2 separate regions of the Mus musculus genome follow, and region 2 is linked to region 1. A link is a loop called in an ENCODE intact Hi-C map of the cell type or tissue named here. Cell type or tissue: heart. All regions are shown on one strand.

Region 1 (8,000 bases):
ACTCATCTCCCTCTGCTTTCTGGCTCCAGGCACATGTAACCAGCTGCTTCCGGTTCCTGATGCCCAGCAGAGCCTTCTCTGCCAATTGGGCTATGCCCTCAAACCATGAACAGAAAACAATCCTTTCTCCCTTAAGCTGTTTGTTGTCAGGTACTTGGTCAGAGCAAGGAGGAAAATAAGTAAACAGACAGCAAACATTTACCGAGGACCCATCATGAGCCACACAAAGTGCTCACATAGTGAGAACAAACCAGAACAAGAGAAAAAAAGACCTTTGCCCACCTAAAAGCTCATTAGATTGGGGTTAAGGCCATGAAAACCTTTATCCTAAAGAGTACTAATGTGGCACAAACTACCATATTAGAAATGACCAGTGCCTGTAAGTTAGGATTAGACACGTGCACAGTATCTTTTGTTGTTTTGGGTTTTCTATTTCTCCAGTGAAAAGCTTGATTTTATTGTCTCACTGAATTGTACACTTCAGCCCTTAGTCATAGCTTAGACAGACTTATTTGGGGGGTTGGGAAGGGGCATGCCACAAGGGATATGGGGAGGTCAAAGAGCAGTTTGCAGGAATCAATTCTCTCCAGGTCAGCAGGCTTAGCAACCAATGCCCTCCCACCCTCAAATGACACTTTTTATCTTATTATAACACAAGCCCAGGCAAGTCATAATGACACATGAGAGGTAGAGCAGGAGTGCGGCACACACAAGGCTGTGGTATAGCCTAGGGGACTGTTTCCTGCAGCTTTACGATGGTGCTGTCCCATAGCTCTGCCTCCACCTCTACAGTCGCTATTACCCACAACCTCAACGGGCGCATGCATTTGATACCTGATAAACCCCATGGTTAGAACAGCGTCTCACCACAAAGCATTGATAACCCATTTAATGAGGACAGTAATTCCAAAAGCATTCCTGAAAAGCCACCTCGCTGTGTCTTGTCATGGAGCCCAGCACTAGAATATCTCAACTGAGTGCCTCAGTCTAGATGCTGCAAAGCTGCAGAGACCCTGCAAAGCAGAGAACCTAACCTGTACAGCGGAGATTGCAACCCAGCCTCCTTACGCTCTCCTCCTCAAGCATTTATTCCAACTAAACCAAGATTCCCAAGAATTATTAACAAGGAACTGGGGGCTGGAGAGATGGCTCGGTGCTTAAGAGAACTGACTGCTCTTCCAATGGCCTTGAGTTCAAATCCCAGCAACCACATGGTGGCTCACAACCATCTATAATGAGACCGGATGCCCTCTTTTGGTGTGTCTGAAGATAGCTACAGTGTACTCACATATAATAAAAGACATAAATCTTTAAAAAAAAAAAAAAGGAATTGGTAAGCTATATTTCACAGCCAAATGCATCTACTCGCTGGGTAGCAGAATGATGTTTGCTAAGCTGTGTTAGAGACTCCATGCAGTGTGAACTGGGCAGAGCAAATAAAGTGTCCTGGGACTTGCAGAAAACAGAACACTCTGATCAGAACGGTCTTCAGAAGGAAAAGGAATCACGGCCACTGTTTCATATCTGAGAGCTTCCCTTCATTAGACTAACCACTACTATGTGAAACCCACAGCTATGGGTAAGATGTCCACTAAGCTGCCCTTAGAACAGGGAGAGTACTCTGGTTTACCTGACGGTCCTAACTAATCCCAACAGAACTCAAGATAAAAAAGGAGCAGATGCAAGGTCATCATGAGGTACTGAGTAAGAAGACAGTTGTCACTGGCAGCTTTGAAGATGGGAGAGGCGGCTCCTGAGCCAAAGAGCACCGAGTCCCCACAACAGGGCCACAGGAGGAAAGTTACCCCCAAAGCATAAGGAACTGAAGCTTCTCAGCATCCTACTGCTGAGGGAAGAACTAGGAATTCCTACTGTGCTAACCTGTGAGCCAATGCGGAAATCATATTGTGGCAGTAGCTCGGGAAATGGGAACCCATCAAGATCCAGCTATGCCGCTCTTAGGCATATACATTACATAAGGGCACTTGCTCAGCCATGTTCATTGCTACTCATGATAGCCAGAAATCGGCAGCAACCTAGACATCCCTCAGCACAAGACTAGATAAAGAAAATGTGGTATATTTACACAATAGAGCACGTCTCAGCTTAAGAAAAAAAAAAAAAACCCTCCAGGTAAATGGATGGAACTAGAAAAATCATCTTGGTGAGGCGTCCCAGAGCCAGAGAGAGAAATTTGGTATATATTCACTGATATGGGAGTCGATGATAACCTAGCAACAATCTGCAGAACACAGATGTTAGGTAGGCTAGGTATAGATTAAGGGACTAGAGGGGACAGACAGATCTACCCAGGAAAGGGAATAGAAGAAACAGCCATAGATTGAAGGATGTGGAACAGACCCTAATACAGCAGAAGCTTTCTAAAACATACACATATATGAAAAGGTGACCTAATTGAAGTTGACAAATAATGAGGGAGACAAGAGTCCCATGTGGCCATCTCTTGTCACAAAATGAAGCTTCCAGTCACAGGATTGTGTTACATCTGACTGAGCTGCTAGCCAAAGGGATCCACGAGAAGCCTCAAGCAACTGAAGCTGTTGCCAAAACTGTAGGCTGCTCTCCACAAACTGACAGCAAGGCCCACTGCTGAAGACAACACCTACTTATTGAACATGGAGAACACTGAACGTGGCCGGTGCCTAAATAAAGTCTTCACCCTTATGTTTTAAAGTTAGTCTACAGGCTTCTAAAAGAGAAATATAAACACCAACCCAGCCACAAACCCTTTGATCTAAAATGGTGTCCTGTCTGCAAGATATGCTGGTATTACAAAGCTTGTGGAGTAACCAACCAATATCTGGTTTGACTTATGAAACCCATTCCGAACACTGCTTGAGGGACCTCGGGTAAATCCAAATACTACTGTTCTTAAAAAAGAAAAACAATGTACCAATAAAATTATTCTTAATACGATTCTGTATGCTCATAGATCAGTGTCTTGCTCAGTCATCATCAGAGAAGCTTCCTCCTGCAGCAGTTGGGAACTCATACAGACGCCCTCAGCCAGACAGTATTCAGAGGTGGAACATCCTGTCCTAACAGGGATGTCTCCATCATATCCCTCCACTCAGTGTGAGCCCTAAAGAAGAGGAGATGGGAATGGTATAAGAGCCAAAAGGTTGTGGAAGACACCAAGAGAACAAGGCTCTCTAAATCAACATGAACAAAGCTGGCAGAGACTGGAAAGCACTCACAGGGCTTGCACCAGGCCTACCCCAGGTCCTCTAAAGTGTGTCGCGGCTTCCAGCTTCTATGGGACTCCTGAGTGTGTGCACAAGTGCCTGTATTTCCTCCACCTCTCTTGAGCTCTTTAAATTCTATTTGTTTTGTCCAATTCTAATATGTTAAGTTTTTGTTATCTTTTTATATTTTCATTTTCTTATTTTAAAAGAACTCCTAGTGCCCTATAAGTAAAAATTTGTGTTTTAAGCCACTACATGTGGCAAAAATCTCAAAACTATGTCCTGGGGTCCTTCCCATCACTAGATCAAAGAAAAGTTTTGGCACTCAAAACTAAGATGACCCTACAATCCTGAGAAATAGCTACATGTGTACTGTTCAGCAATACCCACTAGAGAACAAAAACTGGAAATTCAGATTTTTCTTATATAACCCAACCTCATGTATACCCGAGTCTCAGAATTTTTAAAAATCCCAGCCTTTTGTATTTGCACTACTTCATGTATCTAAATTATTTTACAATGTTTTACACAAAGGGGGAAAAAACTATATTTTTAAAATAAAAGGTCACTTGCAATAAAGGAAAGTGAAACACTGACAGTTTAAATCATACGCCCAGTTCACAATAGCTTTAAGTGTCAATTCAATTAAGATGCTTGTGACAGGCCTCGAGCCGCCTTGTGGCAAGGCTAAGACCTGGAGTCGTTTTCCTCCAAGTCTGACGGGTCGCCCCACAAACCCGATGGATACCTGGCCCAGAATGTGTCACAAAGGTATGCAGAGAGAACCCACAGGAGCGTAAAAGCCATGGAAAAGGAAGAAAATATTAATCACACGCTCTGCTGCAGGTCAAGGGTAGAAAGCTACCCCCGCCGCTCCAGTCGCTCCTCTCCTCATCCCTAAGTCACCGGCATAGCCCATGACAAGAAGGACAGAATTCACCCCCAACCCACGCTGGCCCCTCCCTGGAGTCGCCGCCTGAGCCCCACCCCAACACCGACGGGCTCCCGCCCCACCACGCCGGCTCCTCCCAGCGTCCCGGGCTTAGCCCCTCCCCACGCTCGGCCCGGCGTGCGGACGTGGCGCCGCGAGGCCTGCTTACCAGTCGGAGCTCCGCCTTCCGCTGCAAGTCCGAGTGTCGCTCCAGAGCGCTCGCGAAGCCGCCTGAACGCGCCCGAGGAGCGGAGGAGTCGTGGGTTGCGCTCTCGGAACCACTCTCCGTGCTTGCATTTCGCAAAGGCTTGGAGAAGACAAGCGCTCTCAAGAAACGGCTCCCAGCAGTCCCGGCGTGGGACCTACACAGCGCCGCCATGACGCCTGCGCGACCTCTGACCTCTTCTGCACGCTTGCAGGTCAGGGGGCGGGCCGAGGAGAGCCCCGCCTACCGCCTTAATCCCAGGCGAGCCTACTAGTCCGGTAGTTTAAAGCTTGCCTCCCGCGGACGCCAGAGAGCGCATGCCTCCTGAGGGACGGGGTGACGCTACAGCTGCTGTACTACACGGTCTTCAGAGGTCTCCTTCGTTATCCTGTTAGAGTTGGAAGCCCTATGCTCACCAGCACCTCCTGTGCCTTCGTTACTCAGCACTTTCGAATGCGTCATGCTTTAGATTTGAAATAATTCTTAGTGTTCACCCTCCAGTTTTGTAAACTCCAGGAAGGAAGGAGAGATTGCCTTTGCAAATGGGCACAAAGTTGTTCCTAAAACTGATGGTAGGTCTGTCCTTGGCCACTTCTGTTGCCAGTCACATGCATTACAAAACCCAACAGAAGTTTTATCCTAGCTAGCTACCATCATTTCCTGTGAATTAAGCTTCAGAAATATGCTCAGGCGTAGCACTTCCACGCTCCCATACCCAAACACTTGATATTGTTTGTTTCTCCCCAGTGTAAATCCCCAGAATTTGTCCATCCACTTAAGAATCGAACCTAGTTGCAAAAGTGTTTGCCTTTTAAGTGGACCACTAGTCTAATCAATGTAATGTTAACCTACAGATTACTAAATCCAAGGGCGGGTGTCAGTTTTCTATGTCATTTGTACATAAATATCTTTTTTCCCCTTATCGAGGTCTCATGTAACCCATACTGGCCTTGAGCTCACTGCGTAGTTGAGGGTGACCCTCATCATCTGACCCTCCTGCTTCTCCCTGAATGATGGGACTTTACAAGTACTGTCACTACCAGGGCCAGGACAGAACCTCTTTTATGTCTTTGACTCTTAGTGTAAGTCTTCCTCAATGCTGCAGGTCTATTTTGACCTTAGAATGATGCATAGTTTTGTGGATAACTTACCACTCCGCATTACTAGTCACTGTAGGGAGTATCTCACAAATTCAGTAGGAGCCTGAAAAGTAGATTCCGCTTCAAGTGAGATCTCATTCTGCATACGCTCATTTCTGCTGACACTTAAGTGGATTCTTGTCGAAAATGTCAATCTCTATGGCTACTACCACTTTCAGTTCCTTTCGGAAACAGTGTAGCAAATTGTAGAGCTCCCTTTAAGAGCCCTCAGCAGTCTCAAGTAAGGAACTTTCATCCTGGGCAATCCAGTATCCCCGTGCAGATTTGGTTTTTCTGCTTGGGAAAGCAAGCTGCTCAGCAGTGCCAAGTTTAAAGAACTGCTTTGCAAACTTAAACTGTATCACTTCCAGTGCTTGTCTGGCATGGCAAGGCCCTAGGTTCAATCTTCAGGATAAACCCTCCATCTGGATGAACAGAACAAATGAAGTCCCATCTTTAAATCCAACAGACATGTTATATTCGTGTTGCCTAAGCTAGTGAATAACCCTGAAAGCCAGGCAGCGCCATGGGGAGGGGCTCTTAGTCTTCCTAGTGATATATGTACGCTCAGTGGACTCGTCTTGAAGCTCCCAACTTAAGAAGTATCAAATGAAATTAGAAAAGTGAGGATTCACAGGGCAGTGGTGATATACAACTTGAATTCTATCCCTCAAGAGGAAGAGGCAGAGGAATGTCTCGGAGTTTGAAGCCAGCCTGGTCTACAGAGCATCTTCAAGGCCAGCCAGGGCTATACAGCAAAATCCTGTCTCAAAATTACTTAAGAGAAGAAGAGGAGAGAGGAAGGAGGAGGGAGGAAGGAGAGAGTGGAGATTCATAGCAAACCATTTTAATTGGAATTTCTTTATACAGTGGATTGTGCTCATCTGAGAAGCCATAGGTTGTCAATAAAAAGCCTAACACCAGGTTTGGGACACCTCCCCTCAAGCTGATGGTCAGGGTTTTCCTGGAGACACCTGGCACAATACAGACAACTGTCCCTGCACTTGTTTGCATATCAGGACAGGGCAGTAAAACTCTGCTGAAGACACTATACATTCTGGTCACAGACTATGAAGAAACCAAGTTGGCCCACAAAACTTGGTTGGTACTCTCAGTGTACTAGGACATGCTGTGTGGGCTGAAATCATCAGCTGTGAACCCTGTGAACTCGAATAACAACCAGCATGGCAGAAGATGACCAGGGGTACAGTGTTGGCATGAATGCTATGAGAGTAAGCAAACACTTCTTGGACTTTTAAGGCCTACTCCACAGGAGATGGAACCAATCCAGTTACTGCAGATCTGGCCAAAAACTATGATTTTGCTAAACAGATATACTATCAAGCTGCCCTATAAATTCCTCTCTACTCACAGGTGAGTGCAGCTCGAAGGCCTCACCAGCAAAGTTTCTTTGTGCAGTGGATGGTAGTTAACACAGAAACAACTGGTCCAAGTTGCACAGCCTGTGGAGAGCTCCACCACAAATGGCCACAAATCCACATCACCACTCCATCATCCCAAGGCTCAGGGACCATCCTGGAGGAGCTGGTACAAAGATTATTAAGACCCAGTGGTCAGAGAGGACCAAAGCGCAAGTGCTTTCTGCAATGACAGGATCCCTACAATCATGAACTCTCAGCAGCTGTGTTGCCTGAGTGGGACCTGCCAGATCAAGACAATCGAGCTTCTAAATAGACTGGGAAGTAGCTCGTGAGCCCCACCCAACTGAATGGTTCAAAATCCGATAAATGACAGCACAAATTAGAATGGATTATTAAAGTTTATTGCTGGGGGTAGGGAGGTAGAAGCAGATCAGGGAAGTAGTTAAGGGGGAAAGTTAGTGCATATGATTAAAACATATGCAATCCTCAAAGATACTTACTTTTCAAACTGAAGTAACGAGGAGATGGGAATTTTGAGCTGGGAGTCAACCTGCACTAAGTAATGAGATCCTGTCTCAAAACAGTGTGTGGTGGGGCATGCATGTGATCCCTGTCTCTGGCAGATGGAGGTAGGATGGTCAGGGCTTCAAGGTCACCCTTTGCTACATAGCAAGATGGACAGCTTGAACTGTGTGAGACTGCCTCAGAAATAAATAAATGAATGAATGAACAAATGGATAAATGGATGAATGAAATAAAACCAAGTGAGTCAACAAGAGGGATGAGTCTGCAGGACTCTTGCCTACACAGGCACCAATGGGCATGGGCTCTATTGGCAATACTGCTGCTCCATGCATCTTCCCACTAGCTCTATTAAAATACTTCCAAGTTATTAATACCCATTGTAATAGCAGTTAGCAAGAAAACGAATAAAATATACTTCAAAGCCCTGATGGCATCAATCGACCTGGCCTCATCTACCAAGTTGTGGCATCAACAGCACTACACGCACCACACCCCAGCCCACCCCCAAGAACACCAGTGTGCTAAAGGGTGCTTCCTAAAACCTCCATAGAAAGGTCTTAGTGGTTTGGTTGAGGTGACTTAGAGGTGGTTAGAAATTTATGCCTCAGGCTG
Region 2 (8,000 bases), 1.4 Mb after region 1:
ACCTCAGCATGGAGGCCAAGCGGGATATGAACACTCAGCTCAGCGTGGAGAGGAGGGCTAGGACCGGAAGCTATGAGAATAAACACCTAAACACCAACGACAGCAAATTTTCTTCAAAAAACAAAATGAAGCAAAAGATTCTGAACGTCACATCTAGTGTACCAAGTAGCCGTGAATCTAATCAAATTCTAAAACAAAGTACATGAGTACAGATATATAAATTATGTAATAAGAGAAAATAAACGCACCTCAGAACAACCATGAGAGTCCTTGCTTCTGTGTTCAAGGCTTAAATAATTACAAAAAAAAAAAATCATTTAAATGCAATCAGCTAATACATTTAATGATAACTGAAGTAACTCGGGCTGTTTTAACTTCTCACATCCTTATGGTGCATTCTGCACACTACAGTAGTGACTTTCAGGTAAGAACAAGCAGAAGCCACAGAACGAAGGGGCGTGTACAGTCTCAAATGTTTTCACCGTAAGTGTTCACCTGCAATTGAATATAAACAATGCACCATTCTAGCTATGTTTAATTGGAGTGCTTTAACTGCATGCAAACAAGGGGTCTCACAGTTTCTTCTGAACTGAATCAGTAAATGAAGGGATGCAAAGTCAAGGCATGACTTTCCAAATCCTTGGGTGGAACCCAGGGCATATTTGCAAGGTCTGTGTTCCAATACCATGCACTATCCATTTTGAGAACATTATAGGTTGGACACTTTACGTATGTTCACAAAAATACACAGAATAATTATGGCTAGAGTTTTCAAAGCTACTTCTTTAAAGTATGGGTATTATTCTCTCACTGTAATTACGATACATAATCTTACAGTGCACATTCATGAATACATTTCTGGTAACTTAATGCTTAAGGACATACACGCGTAGCCAATTAGAAACTGTGACTAGTCAGTCAGTCTTTTCCACAAGTGACTACAACGCTGAATAGGAACTGTCAGTGGCTAAAGTTACAACACTCTTCTACATCATAATTCCAGCACTCTAGAGTCTGAAAAAGGGGGAATGAGGAGTTTAGAGGCCAGCCTTGGCCATATGAGACCTGTGTCAAACAGAAAATAAACACAAAAAAGTGATTGTTTTTAATAATTAGTTTCTATAACTGAGGATTGATACTTGTGTGAACTTTACAAAGTATATGTATATAGACAGCATTAGTATGAATTAACTAATAAGGAATTATAGATATAAGTGAGATTGATACATACACATATATCTATGTGTGAGAGAGAAACATATATACAGCATATACTACATGTATATCTGCGGCTTTATTATTAAGTAAACTACTTACTATTGCTAGATTGTTTATGAACTGAATCAGTAAATGAAGGGATGAAAGTCAAGGCATGACTTTCCAAATCCATTCCCCCTTTTTCAGACTCTAGAGTGCTGGAATTATGATGTAGAAGAGTGTTGTAACTTTAGCCACTGACAGTTCCTATTCAGCGTTGTAGTCACTTGTGGAAAAGACTGACTGAATTATGGTTTACATCATATTTGTCACAATTAACTCCATATTGACAACCACCAAAATTCTTTTCATATCCTACATACAAATGTAACTTACCAAAATATTCCTGAACAACCATCACACACAAATGGAAGAAAATCTAAAATTAGAGGAAAATATAGTAGGTCCTGGTTAGTGTCTGATTTTGATGTAGTTTTGTTTGTTTGTTTGTTTGTTGTTTTGGTTTTTCGAGACATAGTTTTTCTGAGTAATCCTGTCTGTCCTGGAACTTACTCTGTAGACCAGGCTGGCCTGGAACTCCGAGATCTGCCTGCCTCTGCCTCCCAAGTGCTGGGATCAAAGGCGTGCACCACCACTGCCTGGCTTGATTTAGTTTTCTTAAGCAAAAAAATCTGCTGCCAACTCTAAGAAAAAATTTCTTTCCAATGACCCAGTATATCATTACTATGTAATCATTATTAACCAAAAAGTACCAAATCTCCAACTCTAGGAAAGTGGCTCAATCAATGGGAGGTAGATGTTACTTAGTAACTTTGTTAAAACAAAACAAAACAAAAAAACAATGGTGGTATTTTTCTCCATTGTTTTGTTTCCAAGATTTACTAGGTATTTTTTTTTTTTTTTTAGAACAGTGTGCTGCAGAATGTATGCATTTGGTGTCAAAATTCTGGGTTTTAATTCTGACACCATTTAACATCAATCTAGCAATAGTAAGTAGTTTACTTAATAATAAAGCCGCAGATATACATGTAGTATATGCTGTATATATGTTTCTCTCTCTCACATAGATATATGTGTATGTATCAATCTCACTTATATCTATAATTCCTTATTAGTTAATTCATACTAATGCTGTCTATATACATATACTTTGTAAAGTTCACACAAGTATCAATCCTCAGTTATAGAAACTAATTATTAAAAACAATCACTTTTTTGTGTTTATTTTCTGTTTGACACAGGTCTCATATGGCCAAGGCTGGCCTCTAAACTCCTCATTCCCCCTTTTTCAGACTCTAGAGTGCTGGAAATACAGTATGAGCCCCCATACCTGGCTCAGTCACTTTCTAACTGACTTCAATCTATCTCATATATGAATCCCAGCAAGTGGCCACATAAGCTACACAAACCCAGTCACACTGCTTTCACAATGGCAACCAGACAGTACTGCTCAGTCCTTTACAGAGAACTTTAATAGTCCAGAAAAGATACCTTGTAGGGTATCTTAATCCAAAATGCCAAGAGGGTCCCCCTAGGTAATCATGCTTGCAGACTAAGGGCCCGAATGTTTTCCTAGAATGAGAAGCGCCTAGTGAGCTATCACTATTGTTATTAAACGAATCATAATACTGTGAGCTTCAATTTCATGCCAAGAAATTAGAGATATGTGTCAATATGTAAACTCAAACACATAATCTGCAGAATTTTTATACTTTTTTAGATTTATTTTTCTTATTATTGTGTGTGTGTGTTGTGTTTTCTTGTTTGACACAAATGGAGGGTGGAGGATAACTTTTCGGGAATCAGTTCTCTCTTCCCACTGTGATTTTGAGGCAGGGTCTGTCTTACTCCTGGCTAGTGCCTCTGAATGAGGGTCCTGCCTACAGCCATGCTCCTGTCTGAGACACACGCCGAGGTTTGGATTACAGACTTTGTCACTGGCCCATTATGTCACTTTCAATGGGAAAAATTGGTTGTGTTTGCTATTTTGAGACTTAGAGGGTTCAAGCAAGTATTATATGCCATTCAAGGTAGCCCAGGAGGAAGAGTTATGATTAAAATAATTTCTTAGCATCACATATCCCTACTTAACTGCACCCCCTTTCTGCTAGTCCAAGAGATAGGCCTCATCTTAATAACACTACAGATATGTGAAACTGGAAAGGATGAGCTATATCACAGATGGTAGATATATTTAGACATACTAGTAAATCAACCTGACAAGATGTATATAACTTAACAGTCAAATTCAAATAGCCAAGCTTCCCTAGGAAAGGACTACATGGGGAAAAAAAACCAAAAAACAAAAACAAAATTGATCTGCTGAGTGAATGGTAAAGGACATATACAACAACACGTCCTGTCTTGCCTTTGCTTAGTGCAGGCATCACCTACTGCAGGAATCCAGGCCAAACCCAAGAGCTGCATTCAAGACCTTGTTAGGAACTAACAGAAGCTGCAGCATGAGGAAACCCTCTGCTCACATTTGGAGTGCGATCTAACAGACTGTGAGCCTGACGCTTTAAGGACTTGCCGGCTATAGGAGTCTAAACACCCTGAACTTTGACGCATACCACCAGGGCCTATGTTTATGACAAGGTCTACCATTACCATAGTATTTATTAAACCTTCCTAAAATGTGGTTTACTGATCTGCAACTAATAGCTTAAGTTAATATTAGAAACACCAAGACGTCTAAAAACCTGCGAACACACTGCTGAAAACTGATGCTCTTCAACGCATTTGTCAGACAAAAAAATAAAAAATCAATCAAGAAAAAGCCTGGGAAAGTGGATGCTCCACGGTGGCAATGGTAAGGACCGAGGGGAACTGGAGTCCTGATCTAAGTCGCTTCGCCGACCAGGGCTTCTTGAGCAAGGCCATCTGGATACCCCGAGGAGTCTGCAAGGTGTGCATTCGGGATCTGCGTGCAAACCAAGGGAGCCACAAAGTTCGCCCCTACACCGAGGAACAGTAACAAAGACACCACCAGTATCACCCTGGAAGGTCGCTCACGCCCCGCGTCCTCCCTCACCCGCCGCCACCGCCCCGGCCGTCAGAACCCGGCCCAGGTCTCCCGCGGATGAAAATGGGGCTTCCAGCGTCACCTCGCTGCCGGCAGTGCTGCACCTGGCAGTGCTGCCCAATGTCCAACTCCGCCATCTTTCCACCGCCGCAAGGGCAGGGGGCGGGGCAGCGCTGGGAACGTCAGTCCGGAGCGGGCAGGACCGAGGGCGGGGCGTCCTGTGAGGTGGGTGGGGCCTGTAGTGGGGCAAGGCGGGGCTTTCGGGGGCGGGACCCCCGGTGGGGTGGGGCGGGACTCCGCGATGGGGCGAGGCGAGCATGCGGGGCGGGGCCCACAGGAGAGGCGGGGCCTTGAAGACACTTGCGCGCTTCCTGGAGGTTCCAGCACTCTCCAGAAAGAGAAGAGACTTAGTAGAACTCAATTCTTGTAGCTGAGGTTCTCGGGCTCAAATTTGAGAAAAACCTAGCTCCTCTTTTGGAAACTGCACTCGCTGTTCTCTACATTGAGTCTCCAAAATTGAGAACTCCCTCACGAAGATTTCTTGATTTCTTAAGTAACTGTATTCCCAGGAGCCAACAAAGACCTGGCAAGAAGGAGCTAAAGGAGTCTGCAACCCTATAGGTAGAACAACAATATGAACTAACCAGTACCCCCAGAGCTCATGTATATGTAGCAGAAGATGGCCTAGTCGGTCATCATTGGGAAGAGAGGCCCCTTGGTCTTGCAAACTTTATATGCCCCAGTACAGGGGAACGCCAGGGCCAAGAAGTGGGAGTGGGTGGGTAGGAGAGTGGGGGGAGGGCATGGGGGACTTTTGGGATAGCATTGGAAATGTAATTGAAGAAAATACCTAATTAAAAAAAAAAGAATGCTAGCAAAAAAAAAAAATGTTATAGCAATCAAGAGAGGTACCGGGACACTGATTACTATATTGTCTTGATGTTTTAGTTTGAAGTAAATGCCCTCACCATGAAAGCATTAGGCTTTTGTTTTTAATTTAAAGGCTTCTTTTAATTATTTGTTAAAATTCTAGTAAGGAAAAAAAAAAATACATGCAACTAAAGTGTACATCGCTCCTCGGTTAGGAGAGCACACTGCAGAGGCAAGCTCCTAGGTCATAGGATGAAGGGAGCTGTTTGATGTCTGACGAGCCTCTTCATTAGAACTAAGGGGAGGCCTTGCCTTGTAGGTGGGGTAGGAAGGGATGTCTTTCTACTGACAAGACACTGGACACAATCAGAGTGGATGAGTGACAATCAGCTGCAGACCTGAATAGTCTCCCATGTGACTTAAGGGTACTCAAATGCTCTCCTGAAGAGTAAAGTGAATACAATTGCCACACACCATACTTTTTCAGTGCATTCTGGATATTCGAACAGACACCACAGGCTTGGGCAGCAAACAGTTTTTTCAGAGAGCTAACTCCCAGCCCTTGCGATTTCTTGAATCTAAGGCTCAGCAACTTACGTTTTACTAATGTTGGTACAGTCAAGCAACAGTAGATTTTCTAGAATGTTACCGTGACTGAATGTTCTAAATAGATGGCAAATATATATCCCACCAATCCAATCAGAACATTTCTTTTTCAGCTCTTGGAGATCTCATAGCAGCCCAAGACTAAAGTTTAGCTACTCCTATCCCCGAGTCTCCTTTTCTGGTTTTTTCTTTAGATATTATTTACCAAAATCTATCTCTCCATCTATTTGTGTTCAACCCCTTTGTTAAATATATCCTCACTGATGAAATTCCAGTGATAAATGAATCAGAAACTCCTCTACCTCCATACTTAGTCATGACAACTTTTTTTAAAAACATGAGCTCTCGGGCTGGTGAGATGGCTCAGTGGGTAAGAGCACCCGACTGCTCTTCCGAAGGTCCGGAGTTCAAATCCCAGCAACCACATGGTGGCTCACAACCACTCACAATGAGATCTGACTCCTTCTTCTGGAGTGTCTGAAGACAGCTACAGTGTACTTACATATTAAAAAAAAAAAAAAGAACAATAAATAACAATAAATAAAGGGGTGGATGTAGTGCACACTTGTATGTAGTCAAATATTCATACATGTAAAATAAAAATCTTTTAAAAAAAAAAAAAAAAAACATGAGCTCTCCATTTCTAGCAGTCTGTTATGAGTACATGCTCTGTGTTATTTGACAATAAAACTTAAGTGCAAAATGAAGGCTTTTTTTTTTCCTGTACCATTCCATTTCTAACTAAAGCAGTCTACTGCACTAGGAAGCACAAATGCATGCCCAAACCTGCCCTTTCTTATGTGTGCCATGGAAATGCCCCCTAAACACCATGGAGTCTTCTTTAGAAACATTCTTCATTCTCTATTTATTCTCTGGATTATTTTTATGAGTAAAAAGTCATTTCCTTGCCCAAGATATCCCTTCATTTCTTCATTAGGCACAGCATTCTGTAGTTTGTTCAGTAAAGTTTTTCAGCTGCATCCTCGACTCTTCTACCCCATCTCCAGCTTCACAATGTCTCCCTCCTGTCCAATAGAATTTTGAGTGCTCTTTAATGGCAGGTGCCATTTTCTTTTCTCTAGAATGTTTCTATGTCAAGGGTTCCCAAATTTCCTTCAAACTATGAATCACCTGCATGCTTGCCACCCTCCTCCTGGGGTCCAATTAAAGGGTTGGGAATGGCTGTAAGAAACTGTAATTGCCTATACGTTGGTCCTTATCCGGTACATTTAGGAAACCCTTTGTCCCCTACTCTGCTTTCAGCATACACATCTTGCAAGGAAGGTGCAGGTATAGTTCTGTCCCTCGGGACATCAGACATCTCCTTTAGCAGCACTATGCACGTTTCTGATTAGCTCTACCCAGATCCTATTATAATTTACTTGACTCCAGCTCTCCATTCCCCCTTGCCCCACCCTAACCCCTGCTTTGGATTCTATTATTTACATAATAAAATCGTTCTTGGGTCCATTCAGCAAGCAGTCTGAACATCTCCTACATTTGAGGTACTTACTGTTCTATATTTGATACAGAATTAAATACAGCATAGTCCACAACTACACTGAACTCTTGATCTCTAAGGGATGTCTTTGTCATTTAACTTATTTTAAATGTTGTCCCAGCCTGCCTTTCCCTTGTTGTCTTCTGAAGCCTCAGTGCTCTGCAGCCGGCCACCCAGCCCTTGCGCAGCCATTGTCTTTACTTGCAAGCCATCAGGGAAATGCAAATCAAAATCACTCCTCCATTGCTGGTGGGAGAGCAAATTTGTACAACCTCTTTGGAAATCAATATGGTGGTTTGTCAGAAAATGAAATCAATCTACCTCAAGACCCAGATAGCACTCTTGGGCATATATCCAAAGGACACTCTATCCTACCACAAATATAAGCTCAACTATGTTCATCGTGGCTTTATTCATAGTAGCTAGAATCTAGAAACAGTATAGAAGTCCCTCAACTGAAGAATGGATAAAGAAAATGTGGTACATCTACACAATACTCAGCTGTTTAAAAAGATGACATCATGACATTTTCAGGCAAATGGATGGAACTAGAAAACCTTGGCCTGAGCAAATTAACTTGGGCCCCAAAGATAACATGGTATGTATTCACTTTTAAGTGGATATTAGCTGTTGAGAAGATGATAATCATGCTACAACTCACAGTCCTAGGAAAGCTAAGTAACAAGATGAGCTCTAAGGGGACACATGGATCTCCCTCGGAAGGGAAAATAGAATAGATTTTGCAGATGGACTGAAGGTGGGTGGGACATAGAACAGGAG

The links. Peaks named below come from ENCODE experiments on the same cell type or tissue, not always from the same donor. Only the 100,000 strongest peaks of a DNase experiment are listed, where the experiment ranks them.
Region 2: it touches region 1 in a loop (4-fold over the local background); 3 of 42 quality-filtered maps call a loop at or near these places.

Annotation. Positions count from the first base shown.
Region 1 is chr3:8,919,281-8,927,280 of GRCm38, forward strand. Mrps28 (mitochondrial ribosomal protein S28) reads right to left here and starts at 4,577. Exons shown (of 3, transcript NM_025434.3): 1 at 4,307-4,577. The coding sequence starts at 4,516. Tpd52 (tumor protein D52) reads right to left here. Exons shown (of 6, transcript NM_001025262.2): 6 at 7,250-8,000. Gm52601 (a long non-coding RNA gene) reads right to left here and starts at 4,292. Exons shown (of 2, transcript XR_003954436.1): 1 at 4,194-4,292; 2 at 1-3,103. In heart, CTCF peaks have their summits at 3,862 and 4,653; DNase peaks (open chromatin) are centred at 4,251 and 4,571; H3K4me3 peaks cover 1,732 bases; H3K27ac peaks cover 1,642 bases.
Region 2 is chr3:10,346,917-10,354,916 of GRCm38, forward strand. It overlaps Zfand1 (zinc finger, AN1-type domain 1), which reads right to left and starts at 4,401. Exons shown (of 8, transcript NM_025512.3): 1 at 4,326-4,401; 2 at 1,594-1,636; 3 at 249-288. The coding sequence starts at 4,380. In heart, no CTCF peak of the experiment used is centred here; a DNase peak (open chromatin) is centred at 4,455; H3K4me3 peaks cover 1,490 bases; H3K27ac peaks cover 1,350 bases.